Regions from separate parts of the Homo sapiens genome. Here region 1 is linked to region 2. Evidence: chromatin contacts called from ENCODE Hi-C or POLR2A ChIA-PET data. All regions are on one chromosome and are shown on one strand. Each heading gives the region's core, a stretch centred on a gene start or an enhancer-like site at or near the end of the contact. The rest is flanking DNA. Distances are from core to core; before and after follow the strand shown.

Region 1 (4,975 bases), core at 2,455-4,954, 260 kb after region 2:
TATAGCACAACACTGACCTAAAAAAGTAAAATTGTGGAGAAGGGGAAAGAAGTATATATGAAGCCACATGCCCTACGTACCTTCCATTGCTTGTACTTTGAAACCATCTTTCTTTCAAATTAGTCATTATGCTTTACAGATGACACGTGAGCCCAAGATAAGTACAGTCATCCCTTGGTATCCATGGGGGATTGGATCCTGGATTTTCCCCCATACCAAAATCCAAGGATGCTGAAGTCCCTGATATAAAATGGTGAAGTATTTTCATATAATCTACACACATCCTCCCCTATACTTTAAATCATCTCTAGATTACTTATAATTCCTAATAAAATGTAAATGCTATGTAAATAGTTGTTACATTGTTTAGGGAATGACAGTATGAAAGTCTGTGCCTGTTCAGAACGGATGCAACACCATCCCTTTCGCCACCCCCATGCCCTCAATTATTTGCAATTCACAGTGGGTTGAATCCATAGATGCAGAACCCAACAACAGAGGGACAACTGTAATCTGTCCATGGTTAGGGAGCCAGTAAAAGGTGAAGCTCAGATGATACAGATTTGTCTGACTTCAAGTTACGAAGGGGGTTTTGCTTGTGAGAATAAACTAGTGAAAATGTGGTTTTATAAGTTGCTTTAATGTAATCTGCAGCCAGTCTTAAACACTGTTACCATTTAACCACTTTTGGATTGTACTATAGACAATTAGACAGGTAATAAGACTGGACTGTTAATAGGCCTTAGAGGCTTTATAAACTGGAGCTTGAGAAAGAAGTCCTAAAAATCTGCAGTGATTAGCAACTCTTCTAATGCATCATTAGAAGCACATGGGGGATCACCCCATCCAATGCTGCTTTCCATGTTGCCCTGTGGATTTTCTCCATTTACCAGCACTAGTCAAGACACTAGTGCACCTCTAGTGACAGCTAAAATTGATAGTTTTTCTTTCCTTATTTGCATGAAGACATGTATTAATAAATAAAAGTTTAATAAAACACAAGTAAATGTTAGTGTAACACACATTTCAAGAAATGAGCATAAAGTAAATGTTTTTAAGTCATGAATAATGTAAACTAAGCTTTAATGGGTAAAATCCCAGGAAATAAGAAATAGTAACTGAAACAGGCAAGAGTATAAATTCCCCCAGGGTCCTCCAAGTTTGAGAGTATAGGGGCAGAATAAAACTTTAATTCTGAAGCTAGTGACCCTGAAGTTTGAATGCCTTGGCCCCCTCACCTGCCTTACACTGTCCAGGCAAAACAGCCAACCAGAAATAAAAAATATGGCACTGAATTACCATCCTTTACCTTGCACAAGTTACATGAATGTCTGGTACTATATTTCCTCATCTGTAAGAAAAAAGGAAGGAGTTGAAATATGATATCCTGAAGTGTATGAGATAAAGATACTGGTAATCAAATATTTCCCTGTTAAAGATGGTGTATTAAAATCTAAAAAGATACACAGAACTTATTAAAAAGACCACTGTCCTTTAAAATCATCTTGGTGGTTTCTTCACATGTATTACCACAGTTCAAAACAAATTTACAACAAAATTATTTAAAACTGCCTTCAGGGCCCAGCATAGTGGCTCACGCCTGTAATCCCAGCACTTCGGGAGGCCGAGGTGGGCGGATCACGAGGTCAGAGGTTTGAGACCAGCCTGGCCAACATGGTGAGACCCTGTCTCTACTAAAAATACAAAAATTAGCCAGATGTGGTGGCACACACCTGTAGTCCCAGCTACTCAGGAGGCTGAGGCAAGAGAATCGCTTGAACCCGGGAAGCGAAGGTTGCAGTGAGCCTAGACTGCGCCACTGTACTCCAGCCTGGGCGACAGAGCAAGGCTCTGTCTCAAAAACAACAATAACAACAACAAAAAAAACTGTCTTCAGAACTATGTGCAAGCATAGGTACATCCTATTTATTTTATGGTTGCTTTTCTACAAAGAGTTAAACAATACTATCCACATAAATAACTCATCAGACTTGGCTCCAAAACACAATTGCAAAAGACAGAGGATAAAAATGTGTCCCTATTAGATAATTTCAGTATCTACCTAAGTTGTTTTCTTTGGGCAATGATGGCAGCACCATTGGAGTAAGTTTAAAACCTCCATGTTAATTCTTTAAAAACCAGTATTCAGCCAGGCGCGGTGGCTCACACCTATAATCCCAGCACTTTGGGAGGCCGAGGCTGGAAGATCACCTGAGGTCAGGAGTTTGAGACCAGCCTGACCAACATGAAGAAACCCCCGTCTCTACTAAAAATACAAAATTAGCCAGGTGTGGTGGCGCATGCCTGTAGTCCCAGCTACTCGGGAGGCTAAGGCAGGAGAATTGCTTGAACCCAGGAGGCAGAGATTGCAGTGAGCCAAGATCGTGCCATTGCACTCCAGCCTGGGCAACAAGAGCAAAACTCCGTCTCAAACAAACAAAAAAACCCAGTATTCATAGTGTCAACATTTTATAGGTTCTGATACATGTTTAAAAATTATCTTAATCTCCTTCCTCATATCCAAAGCTTACCCCCTAGACTTGGCTAAATGTTCTCTTATCCTAATCTTTATACTCCCTTATCCACCTCTAACTGATAAGTGGAGTGGACCATACTTACTAAGGAGTGGAATCACTGTGTACCCAATGTCACATACAAAAATGCCCCCTCCTTCCCCTTACCTCAAATTGAGTAAAGCAGTAGGTCAACCATAGGCAGTCCCATCCATCAGGCTCTGCTATTCTGTGTTCAGGCGTAAAATACACACATGTATACATGTGATTTCATAGACATGTCAGGACAATAAAATGCATTGTTGGGTAATTTGGAAATCTAAAGCCTAAGAGCTCAGGGAAATTTCACATATATACATTCTCTCCACTTTCTAAAAAATAAATGACATCACCTGTGTGAGTGATAGCTTTAAAGCAAAAACTTCTTATGTTAAATCATTAAATGTTTGCTTCTACTACCCTAATTTCCTGAAGCCACATCTTTTTTTACTTACCAAATACACATGCCTTAAATAAGTAAATCCCTGGCCAGGTTCCTTACTTAGCTCAAAGTTTTAACTTTTTTTTTTTTTTTTTAAACATGCATAGTGTTCTGTCCTTTCAGCAGAGCCCTAGGAGCAGCCGAGACCTAGTCTCCTAAATTTTTACAACTCTCCATAGGCATATTTACAAGGTGTTACCTGAAAATACCAACAAGCCACCAGACACATTTGTGTCCAATTCATTAAAAAGAATTTATATTCATTCCACTAGTAAAAATGATTTATTCCTCTGGCTCTGATTTGAAAGGATGTAATAGGTTTGAGTAAACAATAACCATCTCTGGCCTTTTTTCCCCTTCTTTGTAGGCGTTAGCCACTCTACAGGTCTAAACCCTTGTTATAGCAAAAGATCTTAGTGCATAAAGTGGATAAGATCTAAAGCACACAAATTTAGTTTTGACTATAATGTACCTCTTGGGATTATGTAAAAGCCACAGCCAACCAGCTCAGCTCCTGGGTATTATTAATAGTAGTAATGAAGTAAAACATTTTGAAACTGGACTCAAATTGTGTTCAGTGTGCTAAACCAGGGATGCTGTGAAATGAATGTAAATTTTAACAAGCCTGTTCTGAGCTTTAGACTTCTCATTAGTGCCCCTTTCCCAAGTGTAATGTGCAGAATGAGCCACTAGAGGGCAATCATTTTCTTTAGGAAAAAGATGCTGTTTGAAAGCACTGTACATTCATTTAACCACAATGACACCATGTCTCACACCCAGGAGAATGGATATAATCAAAGGAAAAGGCAATATCAAGTGTTGGAGGGGACAAGGAGCAACTGGAAATCTCATATGTTGCTGATGGAAACATATGGTACTGCCACTTGGATAACAGTTTGCAGTTTCTTAAAAAGTTAAAATCATGTTACAATAAAACCCAGCAATTCCACGTATATGAAACTACCCAAGATAAATGAAAGCATATGGTCAATTAAGATATGTTCATGAACATTCATGGCATCACACATAATAGACAAAAATTGGAAACAATCCAAACAACCATTATTGGTGAATGAATAAACAAAATGTGATATATGCATATGAGGGAATACTATTCAGCTATAAAAAATTCTACACTATGGATGAAGTGAACCTCAAAAATATTATGCTAAGTGAGAGAAGCCAGATGCAAAAGATTAAATATAGTGTGTGATTCAATTTATATGAAATACCCAGAAAAGACAAATTTATAGACAGAAAGCAGATCAGTGGCTACCTAGGGTGAAGAGAAAGGAGGGGAGGAGTGGGGACTGACTGCAGACAGGCTCATGAGAATTTCAGGGGGATGATGAAAGTGTTCCAAATCTGGATTATGATGAGGCTGGCACAATGCTACAGGTTTACTGAATCACCATGTACACTTACAGTGGGTGAATTTAATATAAATCATACTTCAATAAAGCTAACAAAAAACACACTGATTTAGCACTGCATTAGAATAGGTACTGGGAAATGAAACAAGTGAAAGAAAGAAAACTAGAGCACTGTGTATTAGAATGTAATACAAATAGCCACTATGTCATTCGGTCCTGAGCTCTGGCTTTTCAGACAGGAAAAAAGCTCACTGTTTGCAAACAGACTAGGGAAATTTAGGAATTTATGATCAAGTAAGAATTTTATTACTTTTGGCCAAAGGCCATTACATTTGTTACATTAAACAGAAACATTTGTTTAAAAAGGAAGGTTGTAAAGTTTCAAGCAGAATGCAATTATTTTCTGACTCTCCATCAGTACTTTGGAGTCATATTTATGAAGGGATTTAAAACACATCAATGTGCTAAGGGTCTGATGTTATATAAAATAACTAATAACTTGAGATATTCAGGGCAAAGAGAGACACTTGAAGTGACAGGCATATCCATACCAAGTAATTTTACATTTCCTGAATTATCCTTTTATAAACTAGTTTAAATTTACTTAA
Region 2 (4,714 bases), core at 1,538-4,037:
GGCTCATGCCTATAATCACAGCACTTTGGGAGGCAGAGGCAGAGGCAGAGGCAGGAGGATCGCTGGAGGCCAGAAGGCCAAGACCAGCCCAGGTGATGTGATGAGATCTCATCTCCACAAAAAAATCAAAAAATTAGCCGAATGTGGTGGCACAGGCCTGTGGTTCCAGCTACAAAAGAGGCTGCGGCAGGAGGATCACTTGAGCCCAGGAGGCTAAGGCTGAGACTGCACTGAGGTGATAGAGTGATACCCTGTCTTGATAAAAAATAAAGATCTCCAGCCGGGCATGGTGGCTCATGCCTGTAATTCCAGCACTTTGGGAGACCAAGGTGGATCACTTGAGGACAGGAGTTTGAGACTAGCCTGGGCAACAAAGTGAGACCCCATCTCTACCAAAAATAAAACAAACTCACCGGGCACAGTGGTGTGTGCCTGTGGTCCCAGCTACTCAGGAGGCTGAGATGGGAGGATCACTCAAGCCCAGGAGGTGCACAACATTCCAGCCTGCGTGACAGTGTGAGACCCTGTCAGGAAAGAAGGAAAGAAGGGAGGGAGGGAGGGAGGGAGGGAGGGAGGAAGGAAGGAAGGAAGGAAGGAAGGAAGGAAACTGAGGTGCAGAGAACAACTTGCCCAAGGTCACAAAGCCATTGGTTGTGAAGTTGGGATCTGAACCCAGGAAGTCAGACTCCAGAATTAGTGCTCTTACCTATTAGGCTATACAAGATATATTAGGAAGGGGTGGGCAGAGCAAAGTTCAATATGATTCCATGTGTTAAAAAGACATATGTGTGTGTATACATGTGTGTATGTGTCTTGTGTAGCAATGCACATACACAATGCAAATAAAATAATAATAATAATAATAATAATAATAATAATAATAATGACACTTACTATAATGGTACTTGCCCATAGTTCAAGGTCTAAATACGTACTAAACTGACAAAACTAAACAGAATGCAACAGTGAGTTTTCTCTGAATTTCTTATAGCTCTGGTTTTATAATCCCGTAGGGAATCCTCATTTACTTCACAGAATATTGTTTAAAAGACAAATTCAGCTGATGCCTAATCAAACGTTTAAGAAAGGAAAAGACTGCACTACAATACCACAGAGTAAAACTACTGTGTGGTTGCAACACGTGCTCACTATGCGTTCACTGGATGACAGGCAATGTGCAAGTACTTCACATACACGACTTCATTTATAATCCACACCGCATAGCCAATTGTTATATGCATCTTGCAGATGCAGAGATCAAGGTACGAAGAAGATGGCCTTAGGGAGCTGGGGGCAGGGCCAGGCTTGGAGCCCACGTCTTCTTGATTGGAAAGCATGTGTTGTCCATCCACTGCCTGCCAAAGTATACAGGATATAAAAGCGACCCTTTGTACCAGCTAATTAGGTGCTCTGTTAAGATACATCTGACACCAGGGCATTTTTTTGGTAGACGTGGAGTATCTAAACAAAGTTTTTTTAAAGTTGTGGGTGGAAGCAGAAAATGCTGTCTTGGAACAAAAAGACTCCGAGTCTAGCCTTTGCATTTCCTTACTACAGGACTGTGACTTTGATCAAACTTCTCTGAACCTCAGTTTTCTCACTTGAAAGTGTTGTGTTGTAAAGACCAAGTAAGATAATTAACTTATAAAAGCAGTTGCCAAAAAAAAAAAAAAAAAAAATCAGATCCCAGACACCTCAAAATACTTCACATAGCCCAGTATCTCATGGGGAGCACAGAGTGTCCAGTCCTTTTATTTAACAAAGACACTCCCCACCGCAGTCAATGCTTACCCTGATTTAAAAAAAAAAAATAGTACTTACACATTATAACAACTGCCCCGCAAAATGGTTTTCACTGTGTTCTTTCTTGGCACTCCATACGCCATGGTGAGTTATTACGGTATGATTTCGTTACATAGGTGCCTGATGGAATGTCACAGATAACTCTGTTCACTTTACCTGAAATGATGGCAACGCACCTAATTAATGCCTCTCACGTGAATATTTTGTAGCCAAATAATAGAAAAAAATTCTGAATGTCAGAAAGTCCTTAATAAGTGTTCATTGAACTGGAACCCCAAGTGTAAAACCGTGTTCTCTTTCATTTTTCCATGAACTCATTTTTTCATTTTTTGCCACCGAATAAGGAGAAAATGCCAGGTAAGTTTCGTCATCCTGAGACAAAGTTTCGGTGTCGCACTCTCTGCCCTTGCCTGAGCCTGCCAAACCAGCTCCAACACCGCTGCGCCAAAATGTGTCTGATCGTGGCAGTGCTGAGCGACCAAAGGCTCTGCCTGCACAGGAACCACCCGCCCCGGCCCGGGCACTTTGAGCAGAGCAATCCTTCCCAGGTTTTCCCTCATTCAAAACACTCAGCACCACTCCCGCGTCCCCGCCCTTGCACGCCGATTCGGGGCGAGTCCCCTACCCTTCCCCGGACGGACGCGCAGGGCCCGGGAGGAACTGGTTCCCGGGACGGGTGGGGGCCTCGGCCGCCCACAGAGCCCGCGGAGAAGGGAACGGCCTCAGCCTCGGCTCCTTCCCACACCTGGGCCCCACCCTGCCTCCGACTCGCCAGGAATGCGCTGTGTGCGCGGGGCTTCCAGGGTGGCGGGTCCCCGCGAGCCGGCGCCGGCGGCCTGGTTACCCGGGCTCCAGGGGCTCGGAGGGTCGCGGCCGGGGTACTGAGGTAAGAGCGCGCTGCGCTAAGCGCACATGGCCGCGCACACGCCTCGGGGCCGCGCCGCAGGCACACGCCTCCTTCCCGCTCGCCGCGGGCGCCGAGTCTGGGGCTCCTCGCGTCACACGGGAGCCTCAACAAAGGGCTTTGTGGGGCCCTCCCCACCCGCCAGGGAGGGGACGCCGGGCCCGGGAGACGCGCCCCGCGGGGTCCGCTCTCTGGTAACCGGGCCGGGGCAGGCCGCGCTCTCGGAATCCAGCCAACCAGCCAGAGAGGGCTGTAAGCCAGACCTTTCCTGGGAAGGACGCTTTCCAATGTAGGGGGCTGCATCCAAGCGATCTGGACTTCGTTTGCGGGCGCCATTTAAAGAAATGTACCCAGTCCTGGCTGCTGACATCTGGGGAACCGAAGCCCTGTTGCCAGCGTTCTCACACTGCAGTGGGTGAAGGCAGTGAGCTCAAAGCCCACGTGTGATATTTTAGGTGTTCGTGTTCAGAGCAAGACAGCATCAATTTCTAAAGCCGTTATTACGCTGTGGTGATTTCGTATTTCTTCATTTGAATACATCAGATGGCCACCCCTTACGGTCAAATGAAACGAGCTTACATTTCCATTTTGAGTGAGGGTTTTGATGTCAGAACTGGTTTGGAATTCTAGCTCTGCCACTTAAGATTTAACCTTAAGATTTCGCATGTCACTGCTCTAAGCATCAATTTCTTCATCTATAAAACAAGGATAATGCTCTATGTCTTAGAGGGTTGTTCTGAGGATGAAAGATCCTGCCCTGAGATTCTCCGCCACGTGATAAATGCCTAATTGATTGTGAGCCTAAAAACAACTTTATGAAATAGGTAAGAGCGATACTACTCATTTCAATTGTGGAGCCGACGAATGAGTTCAGGGTGGTTAAAGGGCTGCCCAGAGTCACATGGCAAGTTCCAAAGCCAACTTTTAAAGATAAACACAGATGGGCCAGGCACGGTGGATGGGCCGGGCGCGTGTCTCACGCCTGTAATCCCAGCAATTTGGGAGGCCGAGAGGGGCAGATCACGAGGTCAAGGGGTTCGAGACCAGCCTGGCCAACCGACATGGTGAAACCCTGTCTCTACTAAAATGCAAAAATTAGCTGGGCGAGGTGGCGCGCGCCTGTCGTCCCAGCTATTCAGGAGGCTCAGACAGGAGAATTGCTTGAACCCGGGAGGCAGAGGTTGCAGTGAGCCGAGATGGCGCCACTGCATTCCAGCCTGGGCAACAGAGACTCCATCTCAAAAAAAAAAAAAAGATAAAACACAGTAACCTTTCCATCTGACAAGCAACTTCTGATCCTTCTGATTAGAGTAGGCTCGCAGGGCTGACCCATCTTTCAAAGGTGCTTTTGTGCCTCCCAGAAACTGGAAGGTGAGGACTGTCACTCGCTCTTCAGCATTTCTGCTCTACCACCAATGAAAAGTGAGCACCGAGGAGTGACAGTGGGTGTTTTCTTTCCACAAAGAATGTTGAAACCCTCAATGGACTGTGAGACCAGTGTACTACAGATTTTGGCCTGAATTTTTATTTATTTATTTATTTATTTATTTATTTATTTATTTATTTATTTATTGAGATGGAGTCTCGCTCTGTCGCCCAGGCTGGAGTGCAGTGGCGCCATCTCAGCTCACTGCAAGCTCTGCCTCCCGGGTTCACGCCATTCTCCTGCCTCAGCCTCTCGAGTAGCTGGGACTACAGGCGCCCGCCACCACGCCCAGCTGATTTTTTTGTATTTTTAGTAGAGACGGGGTTTCACCGTGTTAGCCAGGATGGTCTAGAGCTCCTGACCTCGTGATCCGCCCACCTCGGCCTCCCAAAGTGCTGGGATTATAGGCGTGAGCCACCGCGCCCGGTCTTTGGCCGGAATTTTTAAAAATGAGTTAGCATAGAATGGCGAATAAAATTAGAGTACATCACACAGATAAGTGTAAGAAGGTATTATTTTGTGGCACTTTCATTTCTGTTATATACATATATATATACACATATACACATACGTGTGTGTGT

The links. Hi-C counts contacts between places; a loop is a spot of excess contacts on that map. ChIA-PET counts read pairs that join two places held with the same protein, here RNA polymerase II (POLR2A). Pooled maps may share reads with other maps.
Region 1: a loop to region 2 is called in a pooled map, with 4 times the contacts of the local background. The contact joins the enhancer-like site here to the promoter of C4orf36 in region 2. A Hi-C loop is called at or near these places in 4 of 168 maps with a recorded cell type or tissue (Caco-2, K562, MCF 10A and 1 more), 1 of 37 single-sample maps with no recorded cell type and 6 of 50 pooled maps. POLR2A ChIA-PET finds 5 or more read pairs at or near these places in 1 of 52 experiments (H1).

The regions. Positions count from the first base shown.
Region 1 is chr4:87,147,292-87,152,266 of GRCh38, forward strand. No RefSeq gene overlaps it. Among named protein-coding and RNA genes, the nearest start is that of KLHL8, 71 kb to the right of the region's middle. RefSeq lists a silencer at 3,727-3,776. Within about 2 kb of position 3,705, at least 2 of the 41 ENCODE cell types and tissues checked have a DNase peak (open chromatin) inside an H3K27ac peak, as active enhancers do.
Region 2 is chr4:86,889,635-86,894,348 of GRCh38, forward strand. C4orf36 (chromosome 4 open reading frame 36) reads right to left here and starts at 2,788. Exons shown (of 5, transcript NM_144645.4): 1 at 2,549-2,788; 2 at 1,822-1,959. The coding sequence starts at 1,886. RefSeq lists silencers at 2,200-2,259, 2,470-3,009 and an enhancer at 2,530-3,185.